Regions from separate parts of the Homo sapiens genome. Here region 2 is linked to region 1. A link is an interaction called in ENCODE POLR2A ChIA-PET data of the cell type or tissue named here. Cell type or tissue: OCI-LY7. All regions are shown on one strand.

Region 1 (2,500 bases):
TTTGATTAGCTTGTGAGTAGGAAGGCTTTGGGGACTACTGTGATACCACTTAAATGTTGAGAAGTTCAGGTTTACAAAAAAAAACACCTCAGGGCAAAGAGAGCAACTCCGAAGAGTCTGGCCCAGTGCAGGAAGGAAGATGTCAGAAGAGCCTTGTAAGGCTAAAGGGGTATGTGTATGTATGAAAAGAGGTGGCACTACCTGGGCACTCAGGAAAGCCTGATGCATTTTATACCACCTCTTGTAGCCCTGTCGGACCACGTAAATTGGGCAAAATGGCATCTTACCAATTCCAAGAAGTCTGTTTGACTGAGGTGAGAGTGGCTCAGGGGTGAGGGAGTGAGGGGCTAGCTGATTTTTTTTTTTTTTTTTTTGAGACGGAGTCTCACTCTGTTGCCCAGGCTGGACTGCAGTGGTGCGATCTCAGCTCACTGCAAGCTCCGCCTCCCAGGTTCATGCCATTCTCCTGCCTCAGCCTCCCAAGTAGCTGGGACTACAGGTGCCCGCCACCAAGCCCCGCTATTTTTTTTTTTTTTGTATTTTTAGTAGAGGCGGGGTTTCACTGTATTAGCCAGGATGGTCTTGATCTGATCTCGTGATCTGCCCGCCTCGGCCTCCCAAAGTGCTGGGATTACAGGCGTGAGCCACCGCACCTAGCCTAGCTGATTTCTTGACTAGTGGGAAGTGGGGGCTGGTAGAGGGGCATCTGTGAGGTGTCTCCTGGCAATGGGTGCCCTTAGTGAGACCCAGCCAAGGCCTGCTGATCCCAGGGTCTCTTGGCTCTGTTCTTGTTGGAGGATGGTTCACATCTCTAGGCACAATTCCCTGGTAACAAGGAAAAAAACACATCTTCCACTCTGCTCTTCGGGGATCTGGTAATCTCTGTTCTCAAGTGCTGGTGGAGCGCTTCAAGCCAGGCAGTTTCTGTTCCTGGAAGCAATGGTGTGAGAAGGGCTTTATCTTGAGCCACTCACTGCATAGAAGCAGTGACACCTGGTTCCTGATTGCTCAGCCTTGGGTCTCTGGCTCTAGTCCAGAGTGCGGGGTGAAGGCTGGGGAGAGATGGGCACTGGGAATTTAGGTGGGACATCCTGGATTCTGTGGGTTGGGTGAAATGGGTAGCAGTATTCAGTGCCTTCTAGGAGGCCATCCCTGGCTTGGAAATGTTGTAGAAACCATGTTTTCCAGGCAGTAATTCTTCAGTAGCTCCAGTGACTATAGGGGTGACTCTAGAGGTGGTGGTCTGAGGGCTTAGAGCCTCAGTCTCTGGGGAACAAGCTGGGCAGGGAGGGCTAGTGGTGGTGTCCTGGTAAACTACAGAGCAGCAGGCAGAGATGGGTGTTGTGGCCTGCAGTGGTGATTCTGTGCATTCTGTCTGAGGACTGAGAACAGGGCAGGTGAAGTGCAGGGAGCCTAGTGACAGAAGGTGCTGGGGACTGGGTATGGGTGGCCCAGGGTACAGGACCAAAGCCAGGGCAGAGGTGCGTGCTTTGAGTGTTGGGTCTCTACCTCACTGTAGTATAGCCCCCTTATGGGATCTTGGGAGGCTGGGTGTGGTGGTGTGGTGTGGGACCAGCAACTAACTGCTGGAGACAGGCAGGACCCCTTGGGATCAACTTTTAGTTCTAAAGGGGTGGGGCTTCTCCCAGCCATCTTGAGAGGTGGTTTGTGTTTTGAGCAGACAGCCAATTAGAGTCTGCGGCCTTGGGCCCTTGATATGTAAAATAAGGAGAACTAGCCCCCGGTGGGGTAGCTGTTAGGATTGTTTTTCTTCTCTACCCCATCCCATTTAATCTTTTTCCTGCGATCAGATAATTGCTATGGGAGTCACAGCTATAAATCTGGGTGAAATGGGATTGCCTAGTTAATAAGGAATCACAATCTAAATTTACTGACCTGGCCAGGCGCGGTGGCTCACGCCTATAATCCCAGCAGTTTTTGAGGCCAAGGTGGGTGGATCACTTGAGGTCAGGAGTTCGAGCCCAGCCTGGCCAACATGGTGTGAAACTCCATCTCTGCTAAAACACACACACACACACACGCACACACACACACACAAACATTAGCCAGGCATGGTGCCGTGTGCCTGTAATCCCAGCTACTTGGGAGGCTGAGGTGGGAGAATCACTTGAACCTAGGAGGCAGAGGTTGCTGTAAGCCGAGATCGTGCCCACTGCACTCCAGCTTGGGCGACAGAGCAAGACTCTGTCTTAAATAAATAAATAAGTAAACAAACAAACAAACTGACCGGATGAAAACCTGGGTTTAGACTCCACTCCTCTTCCTGCTGGCATGTGCCCTGTTAGGTAGGATTTGAATCTTTTGACAGCAGGCCACGGGCACACTCCCCTATCCATTGCAGCCTTTCCTCATAGCCACTTTCCCGTCTCAAACTGTCCTTACTCTTTTTTTTTAAATTATTTTTTCCAGCCAGACCAACATGGAGAAACCCTGTCTCTACTAAAAATACAAAATTAGCTGGGTGTGGTGGCGCATGCCT
Region 2 (2,500 bases), 110 kb before region 1:
ATCGTCTCTTCCTTCCCTCACCCCTCTGTGGTCAACTCCCATATCCTTCTCCCTTTACAGCCTTGCCAAACCCAGCCTTGGGTCACTCCCACTGTCCACCTGCTTAGCCCTTACGCCCAGGCTGCCCATGGGCAGAACTGCACACCCACCCTGGGGCTGCTGCACAGCGTGGGCCCCACTCAGGGCTTGTGGCTGTTCCTCTCTCTGTGCTCCCACTCTCCCGGCTGCACCTATTGCTATGAATGTTCTCCACTTTCCTCAGTGCTCCTCCTCCAGCCTCCCTCTCGCATTAGAAGCTAAGCTTTCTGCTCTTTTTTTTTTTTTTTGGAAATGGAATGTCCCTCCGTCACCAAGGCTAGAGTGCAGTGGCACGATCTCAGCTCACTGCAACCTCTGCCTCCTGGATTCAAGCGATTCTCCTGCCTCAGCCTCCCGAGTAGCTGGGATTATAGGCATGCGCCAGCACGCCCGGCTAATTTTTGTATTTTTAGGAGAGACGGGGTTTTACCATGCTGGTCAGGCTGGTCTTAAACTCTTGACCTCGTGATCCACCTGCCTCAGCTTCCCAAAGTGCTGGGATTACAGGTGTGAGCCACTGTGCCCGGCCACTTTCTGGTCTTTCTTTGTTTTTTTTTTTCTGTTTTTTTGTTTTTGAGACAGAGTCTCGCTCTTTCGCCCAGGCCAGAGTGCAGTGGCGCTATCTCGGCTCGCTGCAAGCTCCGCCTCCCGGGTTCACACCATTCTCCTGCCTCAGCCTCCTGAGTAGCTGGGACTACAGGCGCCCGCCACTGCGCCTGGCTAATTTTTTGTATTTTTAGTAGAGGTGGGATTTCACCATGTTAGCCAGGATGGTCTCGATCTCCTGACCTCGTGATCCTCCCACCTCAGCCTCCCAAAGTGCTGGGATTACAGGCGTGAGCCACCGTGCGCGGCCTCTGGTCTTTCTTAAGTGCTTCCTACTCTTGCCTCAGGGTCTTTGTACATGCTGTCCTCTTGGCCTGGGCCTTTCCTGTGCTTGGTTCCAACAGAAGTCTCACTTCCAGGAGTGGTTGTAGAGTCATCCCCTACCTCCACTCCCCACCCCCATTGTCCCCAAGCCTCCTAGAACTAAAAGGGCCATATGAGTGAGGACCATGGTCCCAGTCCTGATGCTGCCACTGCCTGTCCGATCTTGTGACCTTAGGCACATTCTGGGCTCTTTCTGGGCTTTAATTTCCTCATCAGCAAGGGACATGGCTGGACTGTGTCATTATTCAGGATCTTTTATATGTAAATTTTATAACTTTCAACCTCTTTGGAAAAGGTATTAGAATAAATTCTGCTCTTGCAGTGTACAGAGAAGCCAGGACAATGTGGAAATTTGATGCATTTCCAAGAAAACTGATGTGTGTCCAGACTTTGAGTGTCCTCTGGCTTCTTCGAGTTAGTGCATAGACTGTCTCTGCATGCTTCTTTCTGCGCTAGTTTATTACATTTAGTACATTTGTATTGTATGAAAAGCAACAGCCCAGATTATTTGATCCCCGTGTGTGTTAATCTTTCCTTCCTGCCTCTCCCTTTTTTTTTTTTTGCGGCGGCGGGGGCGGTTGGCCTTTCTTTGTTTTTGTTTTTTTTTCTATGTTCCTGTCCCTTATTTTTAAAAATCTCTTTTAGCAACAGGGATATCATCACCACGCTGGTATCCTCACATGTGTGGGTTTTGCTGAGCTAGTAGAAAATGATCCAAAGATGATTGGTGACCAAATGTCTGATTGCAACATTTCGTTTTCCTCCGTGGTACATAGCTCCAGGCTGCCAGTCTCCTATTTGTGGATAATCCCGTGGGCACTGGGTTCAGTTATGTGAATGGTAGTGGTGCCTATGCCAAGGACCTGGCTATGGTGGCTTCAGACATGATGGTTCTCCTGAAGACCTTCTTCAGTTGCCACAAAGAATTCCAGGTAAGCAAAGACTCAGGAACAGCTAAGTAAAGGGCTGGCAATATCAACTCTACATCCATCAGCATAAACCTGAACTGCCTCCAGAGTTTAATGCCTAGCTGATTTCAGAGAAAACTTTTTAATTCCCAAGATTGGGTTGTGGACTTTTGTTTCTGTCATCTCTAAAGTTGATATTTAACTTGAAAGAATGACCTTGGAGTGAGCATTCTAATCAGACGCAATAATCAGATATGGAGTGGTGGGGGAGGAAGACAAAGCAGATTTGTTTTTTCTGGTCATTACGTGCAATAGAAATTTGAAATTAATTTGTGTGACTCAAAAAGCAATCAAGGTAGTTAATTCTGTGTAATTCCTTTTCTTGCTAGACAGTTCCATTCTACATTTTCTCAGAGTCCTATGGAGGAAAAATGGCAGCTGGCATTGGTCTAGAGCTTTATAAGGTAATGGAAAATAACTTTGTTGTTATGGTTTTGGACAGAAAATCAATTATGTTACTTTTATGTACTCACGTGCTATTAAATATACTTTGAATAGGGCCATGTACATGCAGAGTACGATTA

The links. ChIA-PET counts read pairs that join two places held together with the same protein. Peaks named below come from ENCODE experiments on the same cell type or tissue, not always from the same donor. Only the 100,000 strongest peaks of a DNase experiment are listed, where the experiment ranks them.
Region 2: POLR2A ChIA-PET joins it to region 1 with 5 read pairs; 3 of 35 experiments call an interaction of 5 or more read pairs at or near these places.

What each region holds. Positions count from the first base shown.
Region 1 is chr17:57,098,406-57,100,905 of GRCh38, forward strand. All of the region lies in intron 1 of AKAP1 (A-kinase anchoring protein 1), which reads left to right. Among named protein-coding and RNA genes, the nearest start is that of AKAP1, 14 kb to the left of the region's middle. RefSeq lists an enhancer at 657-736. In OCI-LY7, no CTCF peak of the experiment used is centred here; a DNase peak (open chromatin) is centred at 946.
Region 2 is chr17:56,985,911-56,988,410 of GRCh38, forward strand. It overlaps SCPEP1 (serine carboxypeptidase 1), which reads left to right. Exons shown (of 13, transcript NM_021626.3): 4 at 1,785-1,940; 5 at 2,306-2,380. Among named protein-coding and RNA genes, the nearest start is that of SCPEP1, 9.0 kb to the left of the region's middle. In OCI-LY7, no CTCF peak of the experiment used is centred here; no DNase peak of the experiment used is centred here.